Regions from separate parts of the Homo sapiens genome. Here region 1 is linked to region 2. The links are chromatin loops, found by intact Hi-C in ENCODE. Cell type or tissue: heart left ventricle. All regions are shown on one strand. Links, peaks and the distances in the headings refer to the core of each region. The heading gives the core; the rest is flanking DNA.

What was found. A loop is a pair of places that touch in the nucleus more often than their neighbours do. Peaks named below come from ENCODE experiments on the same cell type or tissue, not always from the same donor. Only the 100,000 strongest peaks of a DNase experiment are listed, where the experiment ranks them.
Region 1: it touches region 2 in a loop (4-fold over the local background); 8 of 110 quality-filtered maps call a loop at or near these places.

What each region holds. Positions count from the first base shown.
Region 1 is chr18:77,642,654-77,658,641 of GRCh38, forward strand. No RefSeq gene overlaps it. Among named protein-coding and RNA genes, the nearest start is that of LINC01029, 340 kb to the right of the region's middle. RefSeq lists silencers at 8,248-8,297, 8,358-8,417 and an enhancer at 15,622-15,988. In heart left ventricle, for the core only: CTCF peaks have their summits at 8,335 (motif pointing left) and 8,540; DNase peaks (open chromatin) are centred at 8,318 and 8,968; H3K27me3 peaks cover 1,766 bases.
Region 2 is chr18:77,204,249-77,220,236 of GRCh38, forward strand. No RefSeq gene overlaps it. Among named protein-coding and RNA genes, the nearest start is that of GALR1, 38 kb to the right of the region's middle. RefSeq lists an enhancer at 5,078-5,137. In heart left ventricle, for the core only: a CTCF peak has its summit at 7,791 (motif pointing left); DNase peaks (open chromatin) are centred at 5,660 and 7,771; H3K4me3 peaks cover 762 bases; H3K27ac peaks cover 1,129 bases.

The DNA of each region.
Region 1 (15,988 bases), core at 3,970-11,969, 440 kb after region 2:
ACTGTTGGTGGGACTGTAAACTAGTTCAACCATTGTGGAAGACAGTGTGGTGATTCCTCAAGGATCTAGAACTAGAAATACCATTTGATCTAGCCATCCCATTACTGGGTATATACCCAAAAGATTACAAATCATGCTGCTATAAAGACACATGCACACATATGTTTATTGCAGCACTATTCACAATAGCAAAAACTTGGAACCAACCCGAATCAATGAGAGACTGCATTAAGAAAATGTGGCACATATACACCATGGAATACTATGCAGCCATAAAAAAGGATGAGTTTATGTCCTTTGTAGGGACATGGATGAGGCTGGAAACCATCATTCTGAGCAAACTGTGACAAGGACAGAAAACCAAACACCACATCTTCTCACTGATAGGTGGGAATTGAACAATGAGAACACTTGGACACAGGGCAGGGAACATCACACATCAGGGCTTGTCGTGGGGTGGAGGGATGGGGGAGGGATAGCATTAGGAGAAATACCTAATGTAAATGTCGAGTTAATGGGTGCAGCAAACCAACATGGCACATGTGTACATATGTAACAATCTGCACGTGTACCCTAGAACTTAAAGTATAATTAAAAAGAAAAACAAAAACAAAAACGAAAAAGCCACTTTTTTTTCTTTTTCTTTTTCTTTCTTTCTTTCTTTTTTTTTTTGAGATGGAGTCTTGCTCTGTCTCCAGGCTGGAGTGCAGTGGCGCTATCTCTGCAACCTCCACCTCCTGGTTTCAAGAGATTCTCCTGCCTCAGCCTCCCAAGTAGCTGGGACTACAGGCACATGCTACCATGCTCAGCTAATTTGTGTATTTTTAGTAGAGATGCGGTTTCACCATGTTGGCCAGGGGCAGCTCGATCTCTTGACCTCGTGATCCTCCTGCCTTGGCCTCCCAAAATGCTGGGATTACAGGCATGAGCTACCACCCCCAGCCTTTTCAAAGCTAGTTTTAAGAAAGGTCTAGTACTGGAAAGATTGCAAAGGGAGCCATGGATGACTCAGTTTTATTTCTGCTGTTGTGTTGCTGTGGGTAAGTTATTTGTTACCAGTGTGTCCCAGGTGCTGCATTTATAAAAAGAGGGAATTGACACAAGGTCTGCAAGGACATAGCTTGTGATTTTTACACATTTTCCCAAACTGACAACAACTCAGTTAACATGGTGTCCACCTAGCTATTTCAGTCAAAAACCTAGAAATTATCTTGAAAAATATGCATCTCAAATAAATATTTCTCTTCATCTCATATCTTGAGTTCACATGTCTGAATCTAAGCTTTTCTGCATAGATTCTCTGTGCAATCTAGCCCAAGCCACCATCATTTCTGTTTGGACTCTGACCACCCCTCCAAAATCATCTCTTTGCTTCTTTCCCTCCTTAGGAGCCATTTGGCATACAACAGCTAAAGTGATTGATTTTAGAAGGTCAATCTAGTAAGGCTACACTATTTTTGAGAAGTCTACTGTTTTGTTTTTTTTTTTTCATTTACATAGGGGGTATATAACTGGGCATGATTCAGGGAGAAAGCTTAATGAGCAGGACCCATTTCTGTCCTCCACTTCAATGGATGGGTTCCCAGACACTCCCTGTGATGGCCGGAAGGTTGGACCTGGGTCAGAGCTTTACTTGGGATTCTGCTTTACTCTCATGCTAGGCTCATCCTACTGCTATAGCCTTGACCTGTCATTCAGGTAATATTTTGGACTCACGGAACTTCATTTTGTCTCATCTCTCAATTTGTTCACAGTCATCTGCTGGAAACTTCCTGCAACAACCTTGTGTAAGATTACCCACGGCTCAATTTCTAACAGTGGCATTTTGGGTACAAACGTCAGCTTAAACCTACATTTTAAATTATTACATTGTTCAAAAGAAATACCTGTGTTTCGTCTTCTAGATAAATGCATCAAGTCATCATCTATTCTCAGAAAGTTTTAGAAGAGAATTCTTAAAATAAAGCTCTATAGCATTTTATTAGAACATTGTATTATCAGTGAGAATTTTATTTCCATGTCAAATAGAATCTTTGTTGATTTTATTTGACATGGAAATAAAATTCTCACTGGTATTTTGTTCTTTTATTATATATTATGTTCACATCTATGTTATTTTATTATATATTATGGTCACTGTGAGAATTCAAGGAAAATTCAAGAATATTTCCACTGAAAAAAAGCTTATAATTGATTCTGGGAAGCAAGCTATAAATACCTGATGAGTGAAATATCAAAACACCTCAACATCTGTTTTTAAGCTTATTGGTGAGTGAATTCCTTTAAAATTAATTGCCTTAGTAGCTCATAAGAGTAGCTCTGAAAGGCTTTCTGAAGGAAAGAGCATTTGAACTATGTTTTGCAGAGCAGGATTTAAAGAGACAAAGAGAAGGCAGGAAGCATCCCAGGCAGATGACAAGGCCTGAGTACATGGGTGGAGGTGAGAAAGGCCAAGACCCGTGGATGGGGCAGAAAGTGAATCCCACTGGAATCGTGCCACATAGCCGGGTCTAGTCAGGGGCAGAAGGTGGGCTCTTGCTTGCTTAGATAAAGAATAAGAAGGAAGTATAAAAATTTGGAAAAAAGCATTGCCCCAAACTCAAAACAATAACTTTCTGGGCTGGATCTGACATTGGTTAGTGATGTAGCTAAACAATGGCAGATATGAAATCTTAGCCTCAATCTTTTCACCTGCTAGCATGTGTGATAACACTCATCTTCCCCACCCCATAGTGTCTGTGGCCAAAACACGAGACAATGCCTGTCAAAGGGGCTTTAAAGGCAAAAGAGTACCAGAAAATGTAAATTCATTATTTAGGAACTGAGACGTTAATAATATTTAATTGAGGACATTTCATGTCCAAACCAGTGCTGGATAAATAGGAGTGGATTTTTTCGGAAGGGCGGAAAGGCATTAGGAGGCTATTCCAATATTCAGTAATGCCTAACAGGATACAAGCCTCTTTTTCAGCCTGACGGTGCATGCTCACAAGTGCTAGATGTGTTATTGCAAGAATCAAAGGCAGGGAAATGAAGTTATGTGGGTGAAATATTAGCACGGGAAATGTGTGAACACAGTTTGGAAGGCTGATGATTACGTACTGATGCATTTTGGCACGTGTACAAAATGAAAGGGAACATTAACATCATCCTGAAAACTTGCTGCTATTCCACTAAATAACACATCTTTTATTGGGAGGAGAATTTGAAATAACTTTCCAAATGTAGAGATTTCAAAAATACTTTTCTAGAAATTTCCTTTTATGGAATTCAAAGATGGGTGGGCATATATATTTATTTCTTTTGGGGGGCTTCAGTAGCACAGAATCCATCATACTCATCAATCCTTAATTCATGACTGTCATCATTGTCCTTGCAAATATCCAAACTTGTTTTATTATTTGATTTTTCAGTCCAAAATTTGTTTACTTCCTTGTATTTTCTATTTCTTTCTTGAGGATTTCAATTTCTTTGCTGAGGCTTTGTGTTTTTTCATTTGTTTCAATTATGTTTGCCATTGCCCTTGAAGTATCTTTACTGTGGCTGCTTTAAGTCCCTGTGAGGTCACTCTATGATAGCACCTCTATGCTGGATGTTGGCATCTATGGCTTGCCTTGTTTCATCCACTTTGTGATCTTGCTGCTTCTTGGCATGACAGGGATTTTCTATTGAAAGAGGTGCACATTTCGTACTATGTCAGAAGACTCTGGGTCTTACTTATCTCACTGGAACCTTCTGTTGCAGCTGGTTCCTTTGATACTGCTCTGGCTTAGAAGTGACTGATGGCTTGTTACTGCCAGGTGGGGGTGAGAGTCTGGGGCCCCATCTGGCTTGTGTGGATGGGGAAGGGCAGCAGTGTTTTGCATGTGTTGTGGCTGGAGTCGAGTGGGTACTGTCTAAGTTTTCTGTCTGGGTAGGCTGCTCCTTTCTTCTGCCAGGGCTTTCTTTGTGCCTGTTAGCATTTCTATATTGCTGGAGTCCTCTGCCCTGAGGTGAGTCCAAGAACTCACCTCTGTGCCATTCTTGCATCCTGAGGCCCCAGCCAGTCTGCCTTCTGAGCTGTCTAATGCTTGTTCTACTCATAATGTTCAAGATTATTCATTATGCTCAGTGGGAGGAAGAGGGAAAAGGATGCATATCCCATCTCCCCAGAAGGGAAATCCCACTCATTAAAAATAATTCCTTTGTACATTGTATATTTCTACTTTACTTTGAGAATCAGAGTTCCTAAGAGTATTATGGCTGAAGGACCAGGAGTGTCCCAGGTGAGCCTCAGTCCAGTCACTGTGTCAGCCTGTGAGTTTCTCATGGAAGTCCGACACACGAAACATCAATCAAAGAGCAGCACATGTTTGACGCTGGGCTAATGCCCCGTCACAGCAGTAACTGTGTAATTTATTATCCAAACTAGAATATCCAGCTGAGAATAAAAGAAAGTGCTAAAACATTAAAATTTTATGTACTTAAAAAAGTATATATTCATGTAAATTTGAGCAAAATAAAAATGTTTCTTTATAATAGTATCTGAATATTAAACACAAGCAGTTATTATTACTGTTGCATATTCACTTAATCTAAAAAGTTCTTGATGATGTCAACATTGATAATATCAGTATTTTAATAACTTATTTTTCAAATTACCTTTTATAGAATTCTTCTTTAAAAATATGTATATTTCTTTTCAAAGTTGCAAAAGTTATGGTTACAAACATTCAACATTTTCAACACTTTCAATTAACTACAATTTTGAAAAAAAGAATACTGGTGCTCCAACTGCTGAGGTACCAAGAACTCAGCCTCTCAGACCACCTGAGCCAGGGGCATCATTAGTCTGGATGTCAATTTTGGGTGGGAGGGGGCTGCCCCCCCTTCTTTGTTCAACCACAAAATGGTGAATATGGCTTTCTTGACTCAAGCCTCTGCTCCCTCAAAGAGGCCGTAACTCTACCTATTGTGTGTCTACAACATGTCCAGCGTGCTGTGACTCTCCCCCTATGGAGAGGTGGTCCTGCCTGGACTGACCCCTGTGACAGGTGCACAGGTGAATGCAGCATCACTTCCGAGCTTGGGTAGAAAACCCCGTGGAGCTCCTGAAGACTCCCTTCTGGACACGGACACGGGTGCCTTCGCAATACTGGCAGGGGGTGCCTCCTGCTGGCTTCCACGAAGCTGTCATGTGGCAAAGTGAGAGAGAGAGAGAGAGAGAGAGAGAGAGACATAGAGATTCAGATAAATGGAGAAGATAGAGACAGAGAGACAAAGATACAGAGACAGATGCAGTTTGAGAGAGGGAGATACAGACAGAGAAGATAAAGAAACAGATAGACAGATAAAGATTAAGAAGTGGGGGGCAGGCCCAGGGACCCTCAGCTGTTTGAGTTTACCTGCCTGGGTCACAGGTAGGTGCATGAAGGACGCTTCAGCCTTCCAGATGACCAGCAGACCTCTGTAAAGTCTGGCCGCGGTTTCATTGAGTGACTTTAAATAAAAAGCAGCTGGCAGTGCTTCTTCAACTCCCACATTGTAAGTTAAGTGAATGATCGTGATTGAGGTGCTGTGTTGGGGTTGTTTGTAAGGCAGCCAGCAGAGGCATCGATTACTGATACACCTAGTTTCATATTGACAGGAGAAGGCCAAAAAGCCATTCTCATTTTTATTTCTTTATAAGTAAACTCATTTTCTTGGCTAGAGTGTAGGTATTTTTTAAATCTCAAAAGTTAAAGACATTCATCAAAATCTTTTTTTCTTCAATATTTTGCCTTTTACTTAGGTATTTCATTTCTCATAATTTTTATCTTATTTTCTTCTTGCATTTATTGCATTTGGAGATTCTCAAGCATGCCTTCATTGCTGATTTTCCTTCTACAGGACTGGTTGCTTCAATCAGAACGCACATGGTGAGTTTCCGAGCCTCGGTTCTGGGCAGCGCTCCTCCCCACCTCTGCCTGCACCTGGCTGGGCCCCACATGCCTGCGACTGCAGCACCTCATTCTTCCTCGGCCTTCACAGAGCTCAGGTTTCTGCCTGTTAATTAAAACACAACCCAAGCATGTTTTACCATTTGCCTGCTGACCACTCCTCTAGCTCAGGGCCACACACATTCTGTTCTTCTTTTGTTCTTAGCATTTGACACTATTTGACACATTCGCTTTTTTAATGATGTTTTGGCTCCCTCTGTGAGAATATCAGGTCCGCAAGAGCTCGGCTGTGGTTTTGGTGCCTCTTTATGCCCAGTGTGCTGAATGCTGCCAGGCTCATGCTAGCTCCTTAAGAAGTACTTGCAATATTACATTTTATCCAATTAAATTGAATTTTGTTTTCCACAGAGTCCATTTTGAAATGTATGTTTTCATCTTTACTCTGATTTTCTTTATTTCTCCTACCACTCTCTTTATGCATTGTTACTTGATTTTCTGTTAACTGAGTTTTGAGGGAGGAGAAGTTGGCCACTGTTGCCCACTGGCTGGGTGAGTGAGTCCGGTTCTCCCTTCTTACCATCGGTTTGGTGGTTGTTGGAACTCGTCGAGCTTAAGGCGGGGATCTGTGGAGGCACACGGCCCACAGTCATGGTAGTCTGGATGCCTGCCTTTCCCCGAGGCCATCCTAAAACGCAGGTATGACTCTTTTTTTTTTTTCTTCTTTTTTTGAGACGGAGTCTCGTTCTGTCGCCTAGGCTGGAGTGCAGTGGCTCGATCTCGGCTCACTGCAAGCTCCGGCTCCTGGGTTCACGCCATTCATTCTCCTGCCTCAGACTCCCGAGGAGCTGGGACTACAGGTGCCTGCCACCACGCCCGGCTAATTTTTTGTATTTTTTAGTAGAGACGGGGTTTCACCATGTTAGCCAGGATGGTCTCAATCTCCTGACCTCGTGATCCGCCCACCTCGGCCTCCCAAAGTGCTGGGATTACAGGCGTGAGACAGGGCACCCGGCAAAATGCAGGTATGACTCTTTTGTCCACTCTGCTGTTAGCTGGAATGGACTGCTGCAGGCTTGTGATGGGCCATCTTAAAGAGGGAGACAGAGGCAGTCAGCTGAGGAGAAGCACCTGCTCTGTGAGGTGCTGGGGTCTTCCCTTCCTGCCAGAGAAAAGCCAACATCTCTAGGCTAGGTCAATACAGAGGAAGTGGGAGTCACCCCTTCACCTTTCAGCCTGACGTCCCGACCCAGTGTTACTTAGGTTTGACTAGTGGAATTGTGTCATTGTACCTGGGTAATCATGCATCAATACTGCTGATTTCCAGCAGTATTATAACTTTACATGCCTTATTCTATTGTCATTCATATTTCATTGAGAGGGTAGGAAAAGGTGAGTCAATAAAAAATAACTGCACAATACAAATCTAAAATCTATGTTGACTTAAAATGTTTAAATTACCATGTCTAAAATAAGTCTTTAAAAAGTCCCCTAAATTTAGCCACGATCCAATCTCTCACTACTCTACCTACCTACCTAAGTCTCTGTATATCTTCCTTTATAGACATGCATAGAAAGACACAATCCACCCACCCACCCACCCATTCATCCATCCATCTATTCATCCATCCATCCATCCATCCATCCATCTATCCATCTATCCACCCACCCACTCGTCCCCCCTACCCTTCCACCCACCCATCCTCCATCCCCCCCACCCATCCACCCACCCACCCATCTATCAATCCATTCATCCGCTCACCCACCTACCTATCCACCCACCTATCCATCTTTCCCTTCCTCCCACCCTCCACCCATCTATTCATCCATCCATCCATCCATCCATCCATCCCTCCACCCATCCATTCACCCACCCACCCATGTGTTCATCCATCCACCCATCCATTCATCTACCCACCCATTCATCCACCATCCATCCATCCATCCATCCATCCATCCATGAACCCACCTACCCATCCATCCATCTACCCACCCATACATTCCCCCCACCAATCCATCCATCCATCTACCCACCCACCCATCCATTCCCCCCACCCATCCATCCATCCATCCATCCATCCACCCACCCATCCATTCCCCCCACCGATCCATCCATCCATCTATCCATTTATCACCCATTTATCCATTTATCCGTCCATCCATGCATTTATTCGTCCATCCATCCATCCATCCTCATGTCTACATAGATAGAGACACATGTACATATCAATATCTCTATACAGAGGAAGAGAGAAACCTTTTTTTGCAAATTAACCGCCGTACTTTCCTTCCCAATGTTTGTGTGGAGAGCACACGGTTCCTGCGTCAGGACCCTGCAGGACGCGGGCCGAGGCTCCCAGCTGCCGGCCATGCCCTCGGCTCCTCTCCCGACACGCGCCAGCACTGCCCCCTGCTGGCCTCCCGGGAGCACTGCCCGCTGCCGCGGCGGGAGGAGACCCGGGAAGAAGCCGGGACCGCGAGCAGCTGGACGCTTTCTCCCTGGGGCTCAGCCACACATTTTAGTCACAGTTACAGACTACGGGGGATTTGAAGCCTTCGCTTTAGTTTTTATTAAGAAACATTGAAAATTCCATGGCTTGCATTTGATTTTTTGTTTGTTCTTCTTATTATTATTAAAAAATATATACAGAAATTGGTTGCAAGGAGCAACCGTAGTGAGGAGCATGGTGACGAGCATGGGTTTGGCGCCAGGTGCACCTGGTTTAATTCATTGTTGCATCATTGAAAGCTAAGACGAGTTTCAAACCCCCTCCCAGCCTTGTTGCTCTCATTTGTGAAATAGAGATAATAATAATGCTTGTCTTACAGGGGTTTGTGGGGATTAAATGTGATCAGAAACCTAAACAGCCTAGACATCATCCATAATCAATAAATATTAGCTACGACTTATTATTCATGCCTTTAGTTGTTAGTGTAAGTCATCATCCCGCCAAGCCAGGTGACCTAGGTGGGGAAGGAGGGAGAAACCCCTTGGTGTGCCCGGCACGCTGCCCACCCGAGGAGACCCCCAGGCCTGCCTGCCTCACTTACCCGGCTCCTGCTGCTCCCTGACCAGGCAGAGGCAGACGCAGACGCAGACGCCGGGAGGCCGACGGACAGGCTTATCCTGAGCCTGCTGAGACCAGGTGTTGCCCCCTTGGGTGAGGACACGCAGGAAGGGTGAACACATGAGGCTATTCTTCAGAGAGAACCCTTGATGTAGTCTGGAAAAATCCACAAGTGGGTCTACACCAGCAAAAAAAGAAAAAAAAAAAAAAAAAAAAAAGTTAATGCTGCAGAGGCTTCAAGTTCTGTTTATAGACACCATGAAATAGACCTGGTTCTTACTGGAATTTCTCCACCCACAAGAAGGTCACAAGAATGTGTCAACTGAAGCACTTCATACATAAAAGAGATACACAAATAAGTAGTATACTCAGAGATCTGACATGTTACATATATATATTTAATTAATAAACCTACTTGCTCATCATCATCCTGTCTGTAACCTCTGGGTGTTGAATGGATATTAGAACTTCTGTAATCTACAGTCTAGGTATAACTCATAAATTTTATCCTCTGAAAAGGTAATAGGAACATACATGGAGAATGCCAAGTCCAAACAGATTTACTCCTAAAATATCACAGCACAAGGATAACATTATAGCACAAGGATAAAATCATAGCACAAGGATAAGCTAGGTAACACAAGTTAAGAGAGGCCTCAAGAATGTCTTTAAGTAGTTGCCGTAAGCTTGTGAGGCTGTGCTGGGAGTGCCTCAGCTTTTCGTGGACTGGTCCTGGTGCAGCTGTGGTATGCAGAGGGGACCACTGACCAGCCAGTTGAACTCTCTGAGATCCCACATCAGTCAATTGGAGGTAGTAATGTTTACTTACATCTGGTAGACCACTAGGAGAACCTTATGCAACCATTGCACTGACGTGTGTAAGGATTATTTTATCCCTTGGAAATGCTGATGACATACTTTAAGTGAAACAAAAGTAAAGATTTATAAATATGATATGATTACAGCAATGTAAAGTAAAATAAAGAAGGAAAATGAAGCAGTAGTGAATTCAGCCATGGGATTATCAATAATAATCTTTTCCTCTATATTTTATAAAGTGTATTTGCAATGTTTCTGATGTAAAACATATTAATTTATTATAAATGTAACATTACCGTTTGTTTAAAATGAGCATCTTTGATTACAGAAAGAATAATCCTTTATCTCTAAACAATAGGCTTATTTTAGAAATAATACAGAACTTTATCGAATATCTTTAGATTATCTACTCTTACGGATATTATTTTTGATCAACAGATATATTCTATTAGGCTATTAAATCAGTCTTACATTCCCAAAATTAAGATGTTTTATGTTATTATTTTAATATCCTATGAGGCTCATTCAATATTTTATTTATAATTGTTACATGTCTACTCGTAATTAATGTTGGTCTTGTCAGATCTTAGATATCAAGACTTCAATAGTTTTATAAATAGGATTGATTTTTGGATTTTCATCATTATGTGTTTTGAAATAATTATTATAATTTTATTTAAAAATGTAACATTTTGTAACTTTTTTTGTAACAAGTAAAATTTATTCCTTGATAGAACTCAGGTAAACCAACTTTAGGTATAGTAACCTAAAACTTTAGTGGAAATAAACTGTGATTACTTCTTCACCCCCACCCCCAACAAGATATACACATATTGGCTTTATATTTCTTTTTGATGCAATTTACAGTTTCATAGAAAATAGTTTATTTATGAATATTTAAGATAAAGAGACTCAAATCCTGTATGTTTTAACATCCTGCCATTTTTCATGATCTAACATAGCAATGAGGAGATTAGTTTGTAATAATGCATTAGCTAAGAATACATTATACCTATAACATATATTCAGATTTCTGGAATAATTTTCAACGAGCTTGGGTATCGTGTCAGTCAGGATGCCTGATCGATAGGAACGGGAAGGCCATCACATCAGTCATATAACAACTTCACTCACACACACGTCTTGTTGTTGTTGTTTTAACTGAACAACAAGCCGTGGGTTCCAGGGACAGTGATGTGGCTTTTGTCTCTGTTCCCTGTGTCTCCCGGTCCCACATCCCCATGTGTGCTGGCTACACCCGAAGACTTGTAGCCGGTTAGATGCAGCCTTTCTAAGGGCCACAACCAGATGAGAAAATACCCAGACGCAAAGAAGAGTCTCAGTTTTTTTCTTGGACGTGAGAAACACTTCCCCAAAGCTCCTGATCAGATTCCTGCTCCCACCTCACTGGCCCCACGCCCGCTTTGACACGCTTGGCTGGGGTGTGGGGCTACCATGATTTGACCCTGGCATCTGAAAGGGATCATGTGTCGGGGTCACCCCAGGACCCATGACCTTCCGAGGCTGGGTGACGTGCCCAGGTTCACAGGGAGCCCTGAGAGGTTATTCTCGGTGCCCGAAGCTGAGGTGCACAAACCCCACTGCTACCCAGGCAGGGACAGGTGCCCTGCACAGCGAGGCGTGGATGGAGAAGCATCACCCTCCTAAACATGGGCCCTGTCAAAATCTCTGGGTCTTACATGGTGGGCTGCCTGTCACAAGGCCACGGTGTGGGAGGCACTGCAGAGAAGGGTCAGCTGAATCCCGATATATCAATTAAAAAGCCCTAAGTAAACTGCCCTATCCCAATGCTGCACTGGGAATGTGTGCTTCCATCACTGGCCCCCAAACTGGATTGTATTCTGAGTAAACCTCCCTAGAGTCCCTTCTTTCTCCTCCAACCCTAAGATGAATAAGCACTAAATTCTCCCAGCAGGTGGCAAGAGGCAAAGGCAAGAAGAGGGGCTTCCTGTCCGGTTGTGCCACTGGCACTGACAGATGATGCTACCTCCTGGCTCCGGATGCCCTGGTGCCTTCTGGAGTGGCCCCACTGCTTCGTGAGTTTGGCTGAATCTGTGGGTTGATGAAGAGGCTTCTCTGGCTTTCCTTTTTTTCCACAGTGAGCCGCTCTCCCTCTCATCACACAGGGGAAACTGTGGATACTCCCTGGTTGCCACCAGTTCGGCCCCATTTCCTGACCATCTTACAGTGGCTGGCAGAATAATGCTTCTCCTTCTCCCACCAGAGATGCTCACAACGTCATCCCCAGAAACAATGAATATGATGATGTCAGCTTGCAAAGGGGGTAGAATTAATTATGCTAATAGGCTGGTGTTAATTTAGGGGGATTATCCACATGGACCCAATATACCCATGGGACCCTTTAAACATGGAAAGAGAGGCTGAGGGCTGCAGCCAAAGAGAGATTGAAGATGCCAATCGGTTGCATTGACTGCGCTTCTGGCTGAGGAGTCCAGGTGGCCTCCAGGAGCTGGAGAAGGGGAGGGGCTGGGGGCTCTCCTGAGCCCCCAGAAGGAGCAGCCTGCTGACATCTGAGTACCAGCCCATGAGTTCCATTTCAGACTTCTGGCCTCCATCACGGGAGATCATGCATTTGTGTTGTTTCAGGCCAGCAGGGGTTTGCAGCAGGTGTTCCAGCAGCAGAAGGCAGCAAATGCACCTGCGTTCAGTCAGCGAAGGATGTGGGCTGAAGGCTCTTCCAATGGGCCACTTGGAAGACCAGGGTCTACCATTGAGTTTAGCAGACAAAACGCCAACATTTTGGCCTCATGACCTCTTCCACTTTGTGCTAGAACCATTAAACCCAGAGTCATAAAAATCCTCCGCCTCCACATCCAGTTAAAGCCACTTCCACCTCCACAGCCAGTTAAATCCACCATGGCTTCCCAGCTTGCAGATGCTACTGTCTCACTGTGCCCTCCCTTGGTGGAGAGACAGAGAGAGGGCATGCCCTGGAGTCTCCTATCAGAAAGACACTAACCTCACCCTTCCTTCATGACCTCATCTCACTCTCATCACCTCCCAAAGGATTCATCTCCAAACACCATCATACTGAAGGTTAGGCTTCCATATGCAAATCCTGGGGAGATAATTCAGTCCACAGCATGGCGCATGCCTGGGAAGCCCCTGCAACCCTGGCTCAGTCAGTGGATGAGGCCTCTGTGTCCCTTGTTGACTCTAGTTGATGATGACGCCCTGAGTGCTGCTGTGGGCACTGGCCCTGTGACATTGAGACTGGAGCTAGAGTAGACACATAAAATAGTTTGTGGTGAATGGGCACAAGGGAAGGGGCTCTCTGTGCAACATCCTCAGGGCTTTTCCATGATGAACAATTCCACAACCAGGAGTTCTGTTTGATGAGCAATTTATACCATCCTCAGCATCAGGTGGTTTCCTTCTAGAGAGCTCATGGTTTTTTTTTTGGTGGGGGAACAGGGTTTTGCTTTGTTGTCCAGGCTGGAGGACAGTGGCATGAACATGGCTCACGGCAGACTCAAAGTCCTGGGTTCAAAGGATTCTCCCACCTCAGCCCCTTGACTAACTGGGACAAAAGCACGTGCCACCATGCCTGGCTAAGCTTTTTGTGTATTTTTTGTGGAGACGGGGCCTTACTATGTTGCCCAGGCTGGTCTCAAACTCCTGGGCTCAAGCAATTCTCCCGCCTTGGCCTCCCAAAGTGTTGGGATTAAAGGCATGAGCCACCATGCCTGGCTGCTTATGCTTTTTTCTGTTGTGGCCCAGATATTATATCATCTCTCGTCTATAAATCTTCAAAACTTGAATTTGTGTGTAAAACCTAGTTCTGGGGAGGGTCAGAAAAGACACTCTTACCGGGAACATCCTGATCAGTCAACTGGGGCCTTGAATACCAGGTAACCTTTGACCTCTGCAGGTGCAAGGGCTCTGGGGGTGTGGGTTCCCATTGCTGTTGAGGGCCATTCTGCTTTGGGGGTGCCCTGGTCATATGATGTGGAGACACCATGTAGGACACTTTTCACGGAGGTTCGGAGGAACTGGTTCTTACCAGGGCATTCCTGCAGAATTGCCTCCCCTTGAGGGCCGTCTTAAGCTTCCTAACACCTAACGTGTTGTCTCAGGAGACACATGTGTTGGGATTACACATTCCCCAGCACCTTCTCATCACCTCTGAGAGATGGCAAGGCCTGCCGAGATAGCTCTGAGCACCTTTTAAAATGAATCCATCCTACAGATCATAGGATGACAACATTTCCTCATCTCCATCAGCCATACATGAAGGAAGTACACACTCCCAAATGCAGCACGAGTGACCACTGAACCCCTAAATGCAGCCCAAGCCATCCTGAATTTGGGGTGCTGGTCTGTTTGTGTGCACTTCTTCAGGACACAGTTGTCTACATGGATCTATGTTCCCATTCTTGCAGTGCTGGGGATGGAGCCCCCAGTAGGGGCTGTGGGACTCAGAGATTGTGCTCTTAGTCCCAGGCTCCTGGCACGTTCCTACACATGGATCATTTCAGAAAATGTGCTTTTCTATTAACAGATCTTCTCTAAAGAGTCAGGGCCAGGTGGCTCTATTCACACCACTTGTGTTGTGCACAGCGCATGGTTCATTTATGAAGAGAGAAAGTAATTCTCTTGGTGAGGAGTTTCCTTGTTTTCAATATCCCACAGTATTTCCATAAGCCATACTGAGGAGTGCCTGAAATAGAAAATTTTGATATTTAATTTGGAGCATCCAAGAAGAATTCATTCAGACTAGGAGCCAGAGAAGGTGGTATTATGATCTATTTTATTTTTTCTCCTTAAAATTCCTCTATATTAACATGAATAGATGTGTCTTAATTTTGCAGTAACTATAGATTTTTGAAATTCCTCCACATTAAACATGAATAGAATGTGTCTTAATTTTGCAGTAACTATAGGTTTTTGCTCCTTTATTTGTACATTTCTTCTTTCCCTCTTGCACCTTGAAAGTAGGTCATGGTACCGGTTTCTGGAGGGAAAAGGATCTGGCATTTTATAAGGACAGGATCATGTTAGGTAAGGAATGCAGTCCTAATGACACGAAAGAGGGTAAGCGAAGCCCAGGCTACCCCTCTGGCCAGGAACGCGGGAAAGAGGTTTAAAGGAGGAAGGGATGACTCAGGTGCCCGGGCCTCAGCGCCACTCAGGGAGGCTCTGGGAAGAGCCCAGGTGGAGAAGCCCGGAGCGGCCAGCGCAGATCAGTGCCCCCAGGAAACCACTCAGGAGGCTGCAGACCGCCCTCAGCCACCGTTTCTGGTTTGTGCCGTGGTCGCCTGGAGGCAGAAGCCAGACTGGAGCACAGGAGACAGAGTCCGCGGGCCGCTGGCCTCACCGAGCGCTCTGGGGCCGGCGGAGGGAGGATCCCCCACATGTCTGAAGCCTGGGATCGGGCAGCAGGGCCAGGGACTGAAGGGCTGGCTTCAGACCACACACTGCACACCTGAGCTGGAGGGGCCTCAGCTCAGTAGATTCCACGGGGGCTTGTGGTGGGCTCTGGTGCCCTGCCACTCTGCAGCATCAACGATTAAGGGCCCAGGTGCACAGGGAAGACGCAACACCCGGCGATTCCCTCCTCATCTCCCCATAGCTGCGAAGAAACACAAAGTCACCTCATCTCCCTGACAGGACACACGGAGGAGGCGGCGCTGGGGGAAGGATGGAGACTCAGCACACCCCGAGCTCTGTTTAGGGGAAGATGCCAGAACGCAACTGATGACAGGTTAATCTCCGCCCCCAACACGTTCCGCTCAGATGGCAGAGACTTGAAGCATCAACAGTTCTCTGCCCGTGTTGAAAGCATCTTTCCCTGTCCGTGGGAGGCCTGTAGGCCTGGGTGAGTACCTGCAGGGGAAGGGCTGGATCCGTCACTGCTGTCACTCCTGGGAACACCGTGGTGTCCACAGAAGATGGCATGAGGTTGACTCACTTCAACGCTGGAGCTAGGGGAGCCTAATCCTCCTGGAGCTTTCCGTGGAACGGTGCCAATTGTTTATCAAGAAGTGACGTCACTACCCCTCCAGTTTGAGATCCCTGGAACTGCCTTGCAGGCAGGGGTCAGCACACAGGACATTAATTAGGGAAGTTCCTGCAGTCCACCCCGGGGGAAGGGAGGGAAGGGAAGCATATAGGGCTGGGGAAAGGGACAGGTTGAACTATGAT
Region 2 (15,988 bases), core at 4,165-12,164:
GATGCATGACCATAAGAGCTGATAATTTCCTGCGGCTTCCCTAAGCCTGCCAGCTCTGGTTTAGAGAACTCACAGGCGCACACATGCAGCCAGGGAGGCTGAGGGTCCACCTGGCTCAGCCTCCACTGGCCATGGCCGTGCCTGGCCTCTGGAGGGCAACGACTCCCTCGATGTGAGTGAATGAATGAATGACACAGTGTGTGCCTGGCCTGTGATGGGCTTTTATTGTGTGAGTGGAAACTTGGATGAACAGGGCGTTCCCAGCACAACAACATCCATCTGGGCTTCTGAGGGTATGGGAAGCAGCAGAGAATTCATCCCAGCAGAAGACGCTGGTTTGGAAACAATCCAGTCCCAGACATGCCCTAGCCTTTTTTTAGCTGTGATGGCAGCATCCATCTTTCCCCTCCCGGAAGTGCCTGTTACCATCTGTAGCCTGGACACCTGCAATAGCCGCCTATCTCTCCTCTCAGTCCATTCTTCTGGTTGGTTTTCTGTACTGTAGACAGGTGATTTTTCAAAATCACAAACCTTGTGGGCCCTTTCTCTGCTCACCACCTTCTAGTGGGCTCTCATTGTTCTGAGGGTAAAGAGGGAAACCCCAACAGGACCTGGACGGCCCGCCAGAGCTGGCCACCCCTTCCCCCCCAACCTCATGTTGTGAGATTCTCACAGATACACACTGTTCTCCGAAGCCCTATGCTCCTTCCCGCTGCTCCGTGCTCCCTCCCGCTGCCCCGTGCTCCCTCCCGCTGCCATGTGCGGCGTCTTCTGCTGGGAGTAATTCTCTGCTGCTTCCCATCTTCCTCTCCCTCTGCACTCCTCTCTCTCTCTCTTTCTTTCTCTCCTGTCTGTTGGTTTCTGTCACTCTGTTTTTCTGTCTCCATTTCTTTCTCCTTCCCTCTCTGCCTCTCTCCCTCTGTCTCTCCCCCTTTTCTCTTTGTCTCTCTGTCCTCTTTCTTCTCTCTCCTCTTTCTCCATTTCTGTTTCTCTGTCTCCACTTCTCTTGCTCTCTTCCCCTCCTTTCTCTCTCTTCACCTTTCCTTCTCTTTGGTTCTGTGTTCAGCTCATGGCTGTTCTGGTTTCGGCCTCAACACCATTTCCTTGGAGACAGTCTCCGTGAGGCCCAAGGTACTTGCTTATATTCCTTCATGAAACTATGCACTCTTTTTTCTCTTCTTTTCTTTCAGTGGGGTCTTGCTCTGTCACCCAGGCTGGAGTTCAGTGGTGCGATCATAGCTCACTGCAGACTTGAATTCCTGGGCTCTAGCGATTCTCCTATCTCGGCGTCCTGAGTAGCTGGGCCCACAGGTGAGCACCATCATGCCTGGCTAATTTTTAATTTTAATTTGTAGAGATGGGATCTCCCTATATTGCTCAGGCTGGTCTCAAACTCCTATGCTCAAGTGATCCTCCTGCCTCAGCCTCCCAAAGTGCCGGGATTATAGACGTGGGCCAACGCACTTGGCCATCATGCACTTTTCAATAGCCAAGTTATAATTTGTAATTACAGATTTATTTTGTCATTATTTGACCAATACCTATCCCTCCCCATAGGGCAGAGGCTGCTCACTCTTTTAACAACAAATATTTATTGAGCTTCTGCTTGTATCAGGCACGTCTGTGTTGTCCACCAGACACGGTTGGCTATTGAAATTGAGTGAAAGCGAAACAAAGTTAAAAAAACTCAGTTCCTCACTCACACTGGCCACATTTCAAGAATTCAATACCCACGTGGGACTAGTAGATACTGTGTTGGATAGTGCAAAGTTATATAACATTTCTATCAGGTGATATTGGTCTAGATTCTGAAGAGTCCACAGTGAATAAGACAAAACCCTGTGTCTGCAGAGTGACCTCTCTGGGTGACCGTCTATTCGTGTCAAGCCTCATAAGGTCTGCCCAGAGCCATGTGCACCAAGTATTAGTGGAAGAAATTAATTACTAAGAGGTTTCCTGAAAGGGCAATACTAGGGTTATCAAGGACACCCATGTAGAGAATTCATCCTATACATCACGTACATGTAAATGATGTGTGTGAGTATTTAACAAGACTGTCTCACAATATTTACATGCCTGTCTCCCTTCCGTGTTAAGTAGAACAACAAACAGGGAGAATCGGAGGTGGTTCAGCAGCCTCCCCACGCTTCCTGATGTTCAGAAGTCTTTCCTTTTTTCTATAAGTGAAGGTTCATCTCAAGCTTCGATAAATACTATAAAGAATTCTTTGATGAAAGGCAAAGGTGAGAATGGAAAATATATGTAGGAAAAGTAAGCAGTAGTCTTTGCTTACTGTTTGATGGTACTTTTTCTTTTCATCATTGCAAATTTGTTTCATGTTTTTAGTGTTTTAAAAGAGAATTGCAGCCACTACTCATATTTTTTCTATGTGTTTCTTTTTGCTTCACTGATATGAAGAAGTAGAGAAAGCAATGATAGTGTAATTAAATCTATTAACATATATAACCTAAAAATGTGGAGATGAGATAGAAAACTTCTTACGAAGTTAATAATTCAGTTGAGTTCTGTGTAGACAAACAGTCGGCTTGTCTATTCCTTTTAGCCCTGTAGCTTAGGGGAGGATACAGTTCTGTTGCTGATTCATCCCGTTCAGCCTGCACAAGCTGTCCCAGAACCACCAGAGAACTTGGACGCCTTTGCCTCCCCCACAGCCAAGGGCCCTGCTGGGAGAAGTGGAGTCGAGTTGGTGTAGAATGTTTCCCCTGGGTGCTCAGGGCATCTATTGAATGGGTTGTGGGCTAGAGGGAGGAAAATTCACTCTGGTAAGCTCAGGCCCAGAGGTGTGCAGAGATTTTCCTGTCCATCTCTGGGTTCAGAGGGACAGGAAAGAGCCACAGGGGCTTTGCCCGGGACACTTTTGGATGCTCCTGGCTGGAAGGACCAGGCAGGCAGGGGGAGGGGTGTGAGCAGATGGATGGGAGTGGCCATGGCATGGCCTTCTCTGTGATTTATCCCTCCCTCTCTAACGTTTTTATAAAAAAGAAAAATCAGTTTGGCAAAACTAGATGAGCTGAATGCTCCTAACTATTGCTGTTTGTTGAAATGACCTGCGGTGATAGCTGGTCCGCGTGGGATGAAACCTGCATGGACTGACAGGCTTAGTGATGTATGCCACCAGAAAATGTCCCCAGTTCTTTTGGAAATATTAATGCTGAAAAGTGAGAAATAAAACAATACCATTTGTGAAATAGTAAAAACGAGAAACCCTAGGCTTATTTTCAGTCCTGCCCTGGAAACCCTGTAATAATTAAGATTTTTCTAGAAAACTCTTGAGAGGTGAAAAGCCCTGGGTGGAAGGACACGCCCTGCTGTATGCTACATGACCTCGGAAGATACTCGTGATTCTCTTGATCCTTCTCTGTAAAATGGGGCACACCACACATCTCCACCAGGGGCACTACACAGGGCTCAGGATGAAGCCCTCACACGGCAGGAATTTCAGAAATCTCAGCTGGCAGCAAATTTAGAAGCCCTGAATTATTGATAGCATATTTTCTCTCCTGCCTGAATCCAAAGGCTTTGTGAGGTCAGGACCACGCTGGCTGAGTGCCCAGGGTGCTCCAGGGTCGGGGCACGTGCTCAGACACATGCAGAGAACGACTGAAAGTTGAAAGGGGTTCAGTTAACTCCAAGTCCACGCATTCAGCAGATTATGTCCCACGAGAAACACACCAGAGAGATGCCGACCAAAGACAGCCCTTGCTTCTGCAGTCACTAGTGTTTATTATTATTATTATTTTTAGAAAGAGACGGGGTTTCAGTATGTTGCCCAGGCTGGTCTTGAACTCCTGGGCTCAAGTGATCCTCCCATTTTGGCCTCCCAAAGTGCTGGGATTCCAGGCGTGAGCCACTGTGCCCGGAGGCTGGTTGTTTTTAATGTCCTTACTGAAGTATAAAAACACTGTTTAGTGTTTCTTTATTTTGTTTTTCCTGGCTTTCCTGTACTTGAACTTTTTTTTTTTTTAAGAATTCCATTTTGATTTATCTAGTGTTTTGGGGTTTATCCTTTTTTATAGTTTTTAAAAATGGTAGCTGTAGGTACTTCATTATTTATACACATCCTACATGGTCTAGTGGTGCTAGATTTTGTTAGTTCTAATACAATATGGTCACCTAAACTCTCGTTTCATACTTTCCCTCCCCCATATTATATTATAGTTTACAATATTATGTTATAGTTTATAATATGACTATCATCTTTAATACTTTCTTTACATACATTGAGAACATCAGACAGCATTATCATTTTTGCTTCCAACCATGGAACATAATTTAGAAAACTCAAGAGGAGAAGGAGTCTATTTATTTACCCATATTTTTTACTTTTGCTGTTGTTCTCACTTTCTTCCCAATATTCCAATATTGCTTCTTTTATAATTTCCCTTCTGTTTAGGAAACTTCCTCGAGCCATGCTTTGAGTAACCCTGCTGATGGCAGATTCTCTTAGTGCTCCTTCACTGGAGAATATCTCTATTTATACCCGTCCATGAGGGACATTTTCCCTGCCATAGACTTTTGGTTGACTGGCCTTTTCTCTTGGTATTTGAGACGCTTGCTACTTCCTTTTGGGTTCCATGGTTTCAAACGGAAAATTTGCACGTCCTACAAGCAATGTGTTTCTCTCTGGCTACTTTGCAGCTATTTTTCTTTGTCTTTAGTTTTTCAGACCTTTGATTATGATGTATCTTGGTATAAATTTCTTTGGGTTTACCACATTTGGAATTTTCTCAGATCCTTGAATCTTTAGTATATTTCACTAAACTTGGGAAGTTTACAGCCATTTAAAAAATATACCTTCCAGTTTCACTTTCTCTTTCCTCTGAGGATGACACAGGCTCCTGAGAGTCTGTTCTTTCTCCTCAGCCCACTTCCTCAATGCTGCTCTGAGTTGGTGACTTCTGGCCCTCGTCCAGTCTTTTGTCCTCTCGCTGTCCTGGTTGAGTCCACGCATTGAGGTTTTAGGTTTGTTTGTCTTTTGGTTATTGTGTTTTCTTGCTTTATAATTTCTTTTTTTTTTTTTCAGACCGAGTCTCACTCTGTCACCCAGCTGGAGTGAGGTGGCATGATCTCTGCTCACTGCAACCTCTGGCTCCTGGGTTCAAGTGATTCTCCTCTCTCAGCCTCTCGAGTAGCTGGGACTACAAGTGCCCACCATCGTGCCAGGCTAATTTTTGTATTTTTAGTTGAGGTGGGGTTTCACCATGTTGGTCAGGCTGGTCTCGACCTCCTGACCTCAGGTGATCCACCTGCCTTGGCCTCCCAAAGTGCTGGGATTACAGGCGTAAGCCACCATGCCCGGCCTCCTTTGGTTCTTCTTTATTCTTTTGCTAAAATTGTCTAATTTTCCATTTATTCCACGGGAATTCATACATGCTGAAGTGTATTTATGATGGTTATGTGAAGATCCTGCTCAGCTAATGATAGCCTCTGACTCATCTCCGTGTTGTCATCCATCGGTTTATTTCTCCTTCCAGTTGTGATTATCCTAGTTCTTGGTATGCTGAGTGACTTTGGATCGGAGCCCGTACATTTAGGATATCTTATGAGACTCCCGAGCTGCTGGCGTCTTCGTCTGCAGCAGGTGCTGTCCGCTGGGCTGGGTACACGTGGCACTACAGCCGCAGCAGAGCCCTGACCGTGCTGGGTGGCTGCAGGCAGGTGGGGTGATGATAACCTTCCCCTGGCCCTTCTAGTATCTTCAGGTGGATGTGGGGCTTCGGCTACACTCAGCTTCCTTGGGCCCTGCTGACCCCAGGGAGGCTGTGGGGAAGCCGGTGCCACGGCCTGCCTCCCACTGCCAGCTTTAGCCTCAGTGATGCTACACAGGGAGGGGGCTCCCTCCTCAGCCCGGTTGATACTGAGGGGAAAAAGTGGACTCAACCTGCCCCCTACCCCTTATCCTTTCTTATGGTGAGGGGCTTGCCAGGGAGGGCACAGGGCAGTGAGCAGCCCCATGTCACACTGCTTTGCTCAGGGTTGTTGCTGCCGGGTGGGGTGGAGTGGGGCTCAGCTCCACAACGGACCCACTGACATTGCCCTGGATAGGTCAGGGTGCTGCCTGCTTGTGCAGGGGGTGGGATGGAGCCAACTGATGCTCAGCGCAGCCCGAGGCCCTGGCAGGAGTGGGGGTGGGGAGGTGGAAGGTCCAGCCCTCATCGGCCCTGCTAAGAGCCTGGGGATGGGCCATGTGTGTGTCTCATGAGTCTTGCTGCAGGGGTTTCCTGTGGTTGGGCTGCTCTGTTCGTGGTCCTCTGGCTGGGGGGTGGGGGTGAATGCACGGTTTTCCTGGAGCTCCTTTTGTGTGTGTCTGTGGGTGGTCCCAGGGTTGGAGCTTCTGCAGAGCCATGTGGAATCCATGAGGGGTGGTAGGAAGCCCAGGAGCTCAGGTCCACATCCTCCCTGGAGCCTGGCTCTCCGGGCACCCTGCCTTCTTCTTCACACCCTGCAGGCTGTGCTTGCACCCATTGGCTGTGCTGTGTCTGGGATTCTTGGTCATGAGAGACAGGACTGGGGAGGAAGGGGGCAGCTACCTGTGATGGGACTGGAAGTCTTTTCCTAAATATGTGTTGAATATAGAAGTCATTTAAATCCCACCCACTGGTGTCTGGAGGGACTGCTGGTCCTGTGATGGGCTCTCCTTCCCAGGCAGTGAGGAGGCATCGTCCTGGGGAGCAGGGCTGCTGAGTGCTCCTCTCCACCAAGTTGAAATGGAAGAAGGTGTGCTCTCCTACTCACCAGAGGCCTTTTTGGTTGACAGCTTGCACCATCTCTACCCCATCTTCATGTAACTCGGAGGCCTGTAGCCCTTGGTATCTGGCTGCAGCCTCCTGACATTAGTTCAACAGAACACAGGCAGATGTTCTGAGCTTCAGGTTTGTCCTTGCCAGTTCCCTTGATTGGAAGTTGGTCTCTGTTGCTGTGCCATGCGAGTTACTGCAGTATACATTTAATAATCACATTCACAAGCTCCCTCATTGCCAGTCCTCAACACACAAAAGTACTCACTTGGCTAACTTTGAACAATGCACATTTTCCTTACTTGCACTTTGGATCACAGGATAAGAAGGCGGCAATGGTAAAAACAAAAACTCACAAAAGAAATGAAACATTTATTTCTGGGATCAAGGACCCTTCACGGAAGGGGGACCTGGTGGTCTGCAGGTTACAGCTGGAAGTCACTGCCTGCTTTGCTGTGGTGGTACCTTCTAGGATTTGGTCTTTGTGGAAGCCTCCAACTTAAAACAAAGGAGAAGAGGTGAATGTTCCGGACTGCATGCCCAAATGGAGAATCTGAGGGGAGGAGAAGAATGAAAAACTTCGAATGGGAAATTGGTTTGAAATCTATTTCCCCAAATCCACTTAACCTTAGGCCAGGAGAATATTGTATATCACAAACTAATTTTGCAAATGACATTTCAAAGATCCCTTTTTAACCTAATTTAAGTGCATTCCATTGTGATTCTCTACTAGCTGCTTGTGAATAAAAATCTAATTACTGTAGCTAGACAAATTAAAATTCTTCTGGATGGAGCAACCTTTCCTTCCTTCTTTCCTTCCTTCCTGGGAATGCCAAGGAACATTGCTTGATCTTTTAGCAAGCGAAGGCCAAGGTACACAATTATTTTGGAGGGCCTGAAAAAGTATTTCTGTTCTTGTACATTTCTGTAGAGCTGTATCTGAATTCATGGGGCTGCTGCCTCTGTAACAGCTCTGGAAAAGTTTTAACACTACAGCGGCCAGTGACTGCGCCTGCATTTCAACCATGCTGCCATCAAGTGGTCATTAAGAGACATTCTTAATGGATCTGGGCTCTTTAGTCAAGCTGGTGGGAGAAATTTCCAAGTCCTTCATTAAGAAATGTATATGTTTGGCCGGGTGTGGTGGCTCATGTCTGTAATCTCAGCACTTTGGGAGGCCAAGGTGGGTGGATCACCTGAGGTCCGGAGTTTGAGACCAGCCTGGACAACATGGTGAAACCCCGTCTCTACTATAAATACAAAATTAGCTGGGCATAGTGGCAGATGCCTATAATCTCAGCTATTTGGGAGGCTGAGGCAGGAGAATCGCTTGAACCCAGGTGGCAGAGGTTGCAGTGAGCCAAGATTGTGCCACTGCACTCCAGCCTGGGTGACAGAGCGAGACTCCATTTCAAAAAAAAAAAAAAGAAAGAAATTTATATGTTTATTAAAAAATTAAACTGTAACTGGGCATGCTGCATCTTTAATGTATCAGAATTCAAGTTAAATAAACCCCATTCCAAGCCTTTAAAATCTGCATAAAAATCTAGCCAGAGTTTCTTGTCTCCCCCTCCCTGTATGGCTTATTTGCTGCTTGTTTCTTTCCCTCAGGGACCATATTTTCCTGTGACTGGCCGTTGGCTTGGCCCAGTCACTAATTCTTTGCCTCAGTGTCTTGCTCTATTTCTCTTGGTCCTCATTATTTGGTTTACTCAAATTCTTGGTACCTTGTTTATGGGAAAACCATGAGGAAAGGTTCCAAGACCTCAAGTTTAATTTAGCTCAAAAGTGAAGAGGTTGTTGTGTGTTTCCTTTCCTGTTAAAAGAACAGTCCTGTGGCATCCTCTCTCCTCACATATGACTTCTACAGAGATTGAAAGGCTAGGCGCAGTGGCTGAAGTCTGTAATCCCAGCACTTTGGGAGGCTGAGGTGGGCAGATTGTTTGAGGTCAGGAGTTTGAGACCAGCCTGGCCAACATGGCGAAACCCCATCTCTACTAAAAAGACGAAAATTAGCTGGGCGTGGTAGCGTGTGTCTGTAGTCCCAGCTACTCAAGAGACTGAGACACAAGAATTGCTTGAACCCAGGAGAGGGAGGTTGCAGTGAGCCGAGATCACGCCACTCCAGCCTGGGAGACAGAGCGAGACTCTGTCTCAAAAAAAAAAAAAAAAAAAAAAAAAGATTCAATCATCTGTCTTTCTTTTCAAGTTTGTCCTCCAAACTAATCGGAAGATTAGTATTTGAAAGGCAATAGAAAATCAGACTGAATTTTCAAATATGTAAAAAGGAGTTGTTCCCATTGTCTATTTAAGTGTGAAAGCGCCATAAAGGTAAACGTCACGGTGGAAAAAAAGTCCAGAGACTACAAGGGAACAAGGCCTCCTGCTCGGCGAGCCTCACTCCCGCGTGTCGAACTTTTCAGGTTAGTTGCTGCGATGCTTTCTCGTATTTCCAGACGTTTCCCAGACATACACAAAGATAGTTATGTAATAATTTCTTCCTCCTTTTTAAAAAATCCGAGGCATCAAATTGTGTGCTCTCTTCTGCAACTTGGTTTCTTAACGTATTTCTTGGAAATCTTTGTAAGCTGTTATTATAGTTCTACTTCATTCTATTGTAATTATTTAAAATTATTAAAATTAAAATACTTGGTAAAAATAAACATGCACTTGAGAACAGAAAGTCACAGTCATGCCACGCCTCCTCAACAACCTACTGGTAACCAGAGGCCATTGCTTCGAGCTCTTTCTATTTTCAATTCTATTGGCAGGAACCTGCAAAACTCTAGCTAATACATTTATATCTATTTTTTAAAATTTGCAGCTTCAGATAACATTCTTTAATTCTTTTATATGAAAGATGAATATTTAGCTTGCTTACACTTTTCATATCCTAATATCGATTACATTTCTTTATTAATTAAGATTTTAACTTAAAATATCTTTATTATTTTATGTTCTATCAGTTTATTTGCTGTTGTTGTCATTTTTGTTGAGATGGAGTCTCACTCTGTCATGCAGGCTGGAGTGCAATGGTGCAATCTCGGCTCACTGCAACCTCTGCCTCCCAGGTTCAAGTGATTCTTCTGCCTCAGCCACCTGACTAGCTGGGACTACAGGCGTGCGCCACCACACCTGGCTAATTTTTGTATTTTTTGTGGAGATGGGGTTTCACCATGTTGGCCAGGTTGGTCTGGAACTCCTGACCTCAGGTGATCCGCCCACCTGGGCCTCCCAAAGGGCTGGGATTACAGGCATGAGCCACCATGCCCAGCCCCATCGGTTTTGTGTAACAGGTGTTTTGAGGTATAGTTGACATAACATAAAATTCACCCTTTTAAAGGTTACAATTCAGTAGTGTTTAGTCTATTCACAGAGTTGTGCAACCATCACCACGACGCATTTCCAGGACACTTTCACTACGCCCGAAAGAAACGGTGCACCTGAGGCTTCTCTCTTCATCCTGCCTTGCCCAGCCTCTGGCAACCAATAATCATCTTTCTATCTCTATGGACTGGCTTATTCTAGACATTTTTGTATAAAGGAAATCATCGTGTGTGTGGTGTTTTGTGCTTTCAGGTTCGTTATGTTGCATGTCTCAGTGCTTCATTTCCCCTTTATTGCCAAACAACATTCCATTTTATAAATATACAATATTTTGTTGATGCCTTCATCAGTTCATAGATACTTGGTGTTTTCCATTTTGGGGTATTTTAAATAATGCTGGTATAAATATTAATGTATAGGTTTTGTGTGGACATATGTTTTCAATTCTGAATATACATAAGAGTAGAATTGCTGGGTCATGTGGAAACTCTGCATTTAACCTTTCGAATTAAACTTGAATCACCAAAACAGTTTGGAAAACTGCGAAACTCTCTTCCAAAATGGCTGCACCATTTTCCCTTCCGACCACAGCGTATGAAGATTTCAGTTCCTCGTATCTTTGTCAACACTTGCTCTCTGCCTTTCTGATTTTAGCCATCCAAGAGCATGAAGTGGTGCCTCACCACGGTTTTGATTTGCGGTTCCCTGATGGCTGATGACTTTGAGCTTCTTTTTATGCCATTATTGGCTTTTTGTGTATTTTCTTTGAAAAAATGTCTATTTAGAACTTTTCCCTATTTTAAAAATTGTGGTATCGTATTACTGTTAATTTGCAGGAGTTCTTTATATATTCTCCATACTTGGTATTTATCCGGCGTACAATTTGCAAATATTTTCTCCCATTAAATGGGTTCTTTTTTCACTTTCTTGGTGTTATCCTTTAAAGCAAAAGTGTCTTTAATCTTGATAAAGTTAAGTTTATCTAATTTTTTCTTTCGGTGTCATTTCTAAGAAACCATTGACTAATACAAGATCATTAAGATTTATTTATCCCTATGTTTTCTCCTAATATTTGTAGAGTTTTATTTATTTATTTTTAAATTTTATTTATTTATTTTGAGATGGGGTTTTGTTCCTGTTGCCCAGGCTGGAGTGCAATGGCGTGATCTTAGCTTACCTCAACATCCGCCTCCCAGGTTCAAGTGATTCTCCTACCTCAGCCTCCCAAGTAGCTGGGATTACAGGCATGCACCACCACGCCCGGCCAATTTTGTATTTTTAGTAGAGACAGGGTTTCTCCAAGTTAGTCAGGCTGGTCTCGAGCTCCTGACTTCAGGTGATCCACCCACCTCGGCATCCCAAAGTGCTGGGATTACAGGTGTGAGCCACCGTGCCCGGCCAGTTTTATTTTTACATTTGAGTCTTAGACCTATTTTAAGTTAAGTTTGTATATGCTGTGAGGTAAGGGTCCAATTTCATTTTTTTTTTTTGCATGTGGATATCCGGTTGTCCCAGCACCATTTGTTGAAAAGACTATTTTCTTCCCATTGAATTATCTTGGCATTTTTGTTAAAAATCAAATGTATGAATTTATTTCTGGAATCTCAGTGCTATTCCATTGATCTATATGCCTCTTCTTATGCTATTTTACTTAATATATTTTGGAACTATTAATATATCAGGACAGAGAGAGTGTCTTCATTTTCTTTGTAGCTGCATAGAATGTATAGACCTTTACTGAACTATGTAATTTTACCTCAGCCCGTTTTTGATTGGAAAATTGTTTACAATCCTTTTACTGCAATGACTATATATGCACCTTTAAAATTGTGTGTATGTGCCCATTTATCTGTAAGATAAAATTCTCATAAGTAGAATTGCTTATCCAATTATGTTTACAAAACAGATTTGGTTGAGTTTTCTAGAAAGCTAGTATGGGTTCAAGGACCACTGTGGGAATTAGTTTCCGAAGGATGAATAGAAGACCTTTTTTCCTTAATCATCCTCAAACAAAATGAGATCTGCTCAGAAAGGGAATAAGATTGGTTTCTGTCCTCCTTTGCCTTTCCCACCTGATGCTGCTAAAGGAAGTCTGTGCATACAGCGGTCTCTCCAATTCCAAGTTCACATTTGATTTTTACATTGGACTTCTAATATGGTTTGGCTCTTTGTCCCCACCCAAATCTCATCTTGTAGTTCCCCTAAATTCCCACGTTTGTGGGAGGGACCCATTGGGAGATGATTTAATCTTGGAGGTGGGTCTTTCCTGCGCTATTCTTGTGATAGTGAATGGGTCTCATGAGATCTGATGGTTTTAAAAACGGGAGTTTCCCTGCATAAGTTCTCTCTCTCTGCCGCCATGTGAGACGTGCCTTTCACCTTCCACCATGATTGTGAGGCCTCCCCACCCATGTGGAACTGTAAGTCCAATAAACCTCTTTCTTTTATAAATTGCCCAGTCTTGGGTATGTCTTTATCAGCAGTGTGAAATCAGATTAATACAACTTCTGTTATGGACTGACTGATGTCATTTTCTAATAACATAATCTGCTTTTTTCCCCCCATCAATGAATTAGTGGAGCAGCAGACTGATTAAACATCTTCCCTGAGTTTCGCAATTCCCCTGTGCGATTCTCCATTGTTGCCCAGACCTGCAGCCCTGCCATCAGCATTCTCCCCTCTCTCACCCCAACGCGCTGAGCATTTTACGTGTTCTCCCGCATTTAGTTCTTGTAACCATCCCATGATTTTGGTTCTGTTCTCATCTCCAGTTTACAGATGAAGAAACCCAAGTTTGGTGAGGTTCAGTATGTGTTGGAAAAGCAAAGAAGCAGGTGTGTCTGATTCCAGAGTGCACACGTGTTGCACTGTTCCCGCGTGGGTGGCAGGCAGCTGTCCCACGCTCTCTCAGCCTTCTTGCTGTGGACTTTCAGGGGCAGCTGCACCTTGTGTGCTCCCCAGCTAGGGTGCACCCTGTGTTCTGCTGTTTTTTTATTCCACACTCTGCACTTACCTGTCTTCCTTCCCTGTTGAAACACAGTTTCTCTTAATGGAGAAAATAAAAGTTCAGGACAATGTATTTGCCAATTGGCCTCAATGTATTTGCCAGAGAACTTCAAGAAAAGCCTTAAGTTTATTGAGTTATAGTCAGCTCTCCAGGCAGCTTGTAAATGAGCTGGGTCCTTGGTGCAGTTTTCTTCCTTCTCGCTTATTACTTTTGGTTCATTAGCTTAAATCCTAGCCTAGTAATATGTTGTAAGAAATAAAAAAATGTAAATTTTTAATGAATCTCAATGTCCTCTTAACTCCTGGCCAAATGCTGTAAAGTTTTTAAAGGGGATACAGAAAGATCAAAGAGTTTTTTGCTTAGGGTTACAAATTAAGGATTTTTATAGTGACTGTTCAAAAGTTCTTATTTACCAAAATGAACAACATCGTCCAAGTTACTTTATAGATCAGAATGATGAGCATAAGAAAATAGCAAATCCAGTCAGAAGAGAATGAAAAGCTGCTATCACAAAGATCATTAGCAAGAGGCCTGTTTTGACATTTAATATACGAGTATTATATGTATATTAAATATCCTGAAATATTAAGACAGCCTTCATTAAGGAGGGGGAAGAAGACAGACTGCAAAATTAGAAAAATAAAAAAGAGAGAAATCTTCCCAAGCAGGCACCATGTGTAGTAAGACATTGTGAATTTGTGGCAAGATAGGTAATTTCAAAGTGAATAAATGAGAACCAATATGATTTATTAATTCAAACCCTATGAATTTGCCAATATTCAAACTTTTTAAACCATAGAAATTATACTTTTATACAATTTGATCTAACAGACTCTGGTACAAATATAGCCACATGAAAAAATAACTTTGTGAGCACTTACCAACTCAAAGTATGAGAAAGTCAAAGTGATTTTCCTCTTGGAGCTCCGTTTTAGTCCTAATTATTATTTATTTATATTTATATTTATATTTTTTTGAGATTTTCTTGTTGCCCAGGCTTGAGTGCAATGGCACAACCTTGGCTCACCGCAACCTCCGCCTCCTGGGTTCAAGCGATTCCCCTGCCTCAGCCTCCCAAGTAGCTGGGACTACAGGAATACACTACCATGCCTGGCTAATTTTGTATTTTTAGTAGAGACAGGGTTTCTCCATGTTGGTCAGGCTGGTCTCGAACTCCCAACCTCAGGTGATCCGCCAGCCTTGGCCTCCCAAAGTGATGGGATTACAGGCGTGAGCTACCGTGCCGGCCTACTCCTAATTTTGAAAGGTAAGAGCTTCACTGCCCAAAGGAGTCAGTTATGCTTCCAAAGGCTTGCAGAGGTGAGGGAGACCTATGGAGGCCAAGCTACTCAATGGTGGCCCTGGTCTGGACAGCCGTGCTGTGATCTTCTCTTTGGGGCCCAGCTCAATGCTCGATACCTTGCTGCTCTGGTCCCCACACAGGCTGTGGTGATGCTTCCTGTTGGCTTCCTATGGTGAAACCTCCTCTGTTCACCCTGACAGACCTTCCCTTCCTCCCAAAGCCTGGCAGTCCTGCTGTGGTGGTTGCAGCCTTCACTGCTGGCCACGTGCTCTGAATCAACAGCCCCCATGGGCTCATTCACACTGAGCTGTGTCTGGGTCGCTGTATGGGGTCCTCCTGGCAGCCCTGGTGCACTTTCCTACTGACAGATCTCAGTAAAGATCTGTGAATGCTGCAATTCTAAAGGAAGGTATTGGAGGACTCTTAATACTCATCTTAGTATTAATGAAAATTAATGAAGACATTGTGATAATGGTGAAGGATGGTCATAACGATGCATGGAACAGAACAGGTTCAGGGATAGACTATACATCTATTGATTATTTGATAATGGTAACAAGGTTACTCAAAAAAGAAATGATAGAGTTTTTAACAAGTGATGCTGGAACAGTTGGGATTTCATATATAAAAAAAGAACCTCAGCTTATATCTTGTACAATACACAAATATTTACTTGACATAAATCATAATTCTTACTATAAAGCCACAGACTAAAAAGCTCTAGAAAAAAACATGTAAGAAAATCTTTGTGACCTTTGGCCAAGCAAGTATTTCTTAGATAAGATACAATAAACATAAACTATAACAGAAAAGCACTGATAAGTTGAATGACCTTCATCAGAATTTAAAAACTTCTGCTCTTTGTAAGGCACTGTTAAGGCAACAAAAGGATAAACAATAGGCTGGGAGAAAACATTTGCAAAACACGCATGTGATGAAAAAGACTCCAGTAATCAGAAGATGTATGGAACTTTCACAAAATAATACAAAAACAAACAAAAAAATGGGACAGCGGCAAAGATTCGGACAGTTCACCAAATAAAAAGCATCAATGCTGAATGAACACATCAAAAGATGCTCAAAGCCATTAATCATTAGACAAATTCAAGTTCGAACCAAAAGGAGATAACACTACACATAAATGAGAATGGCTTAAAAAAATGCCAGTACAAAATGGCAGTGCTGATGAGGACGTGGGGCCACTGAAAGCCTCATCTGTTACTGGTGAGAATGCAGCATGGTGCAGTCACTCTGGACGAGTTTGGCAGTTTCTTATAAAGTTAGTCATATGGATACCACTTAACCCCATAATACAACTCCTAGGTATTTACCTAAGATAAATAAAAACATACATCTACACCAAGACCCACGTACAAATGTCTATAGTCCCTATTTTTATAATCAGTTCAAACCAGAGTATCTCAAACATCCACCAGCCTGTGAACAGGTAAACAAATTGTGGTACATCTACACAGTGGGATGCTACATAGCAATAAAAATGAATGAATCGCAGACACAGGCAACAGTGTGGATGAAAAAGTCATTATGCTGAGGGAAGCTAGGTGCAAAGGCTGCATACTGTATGATTCTATT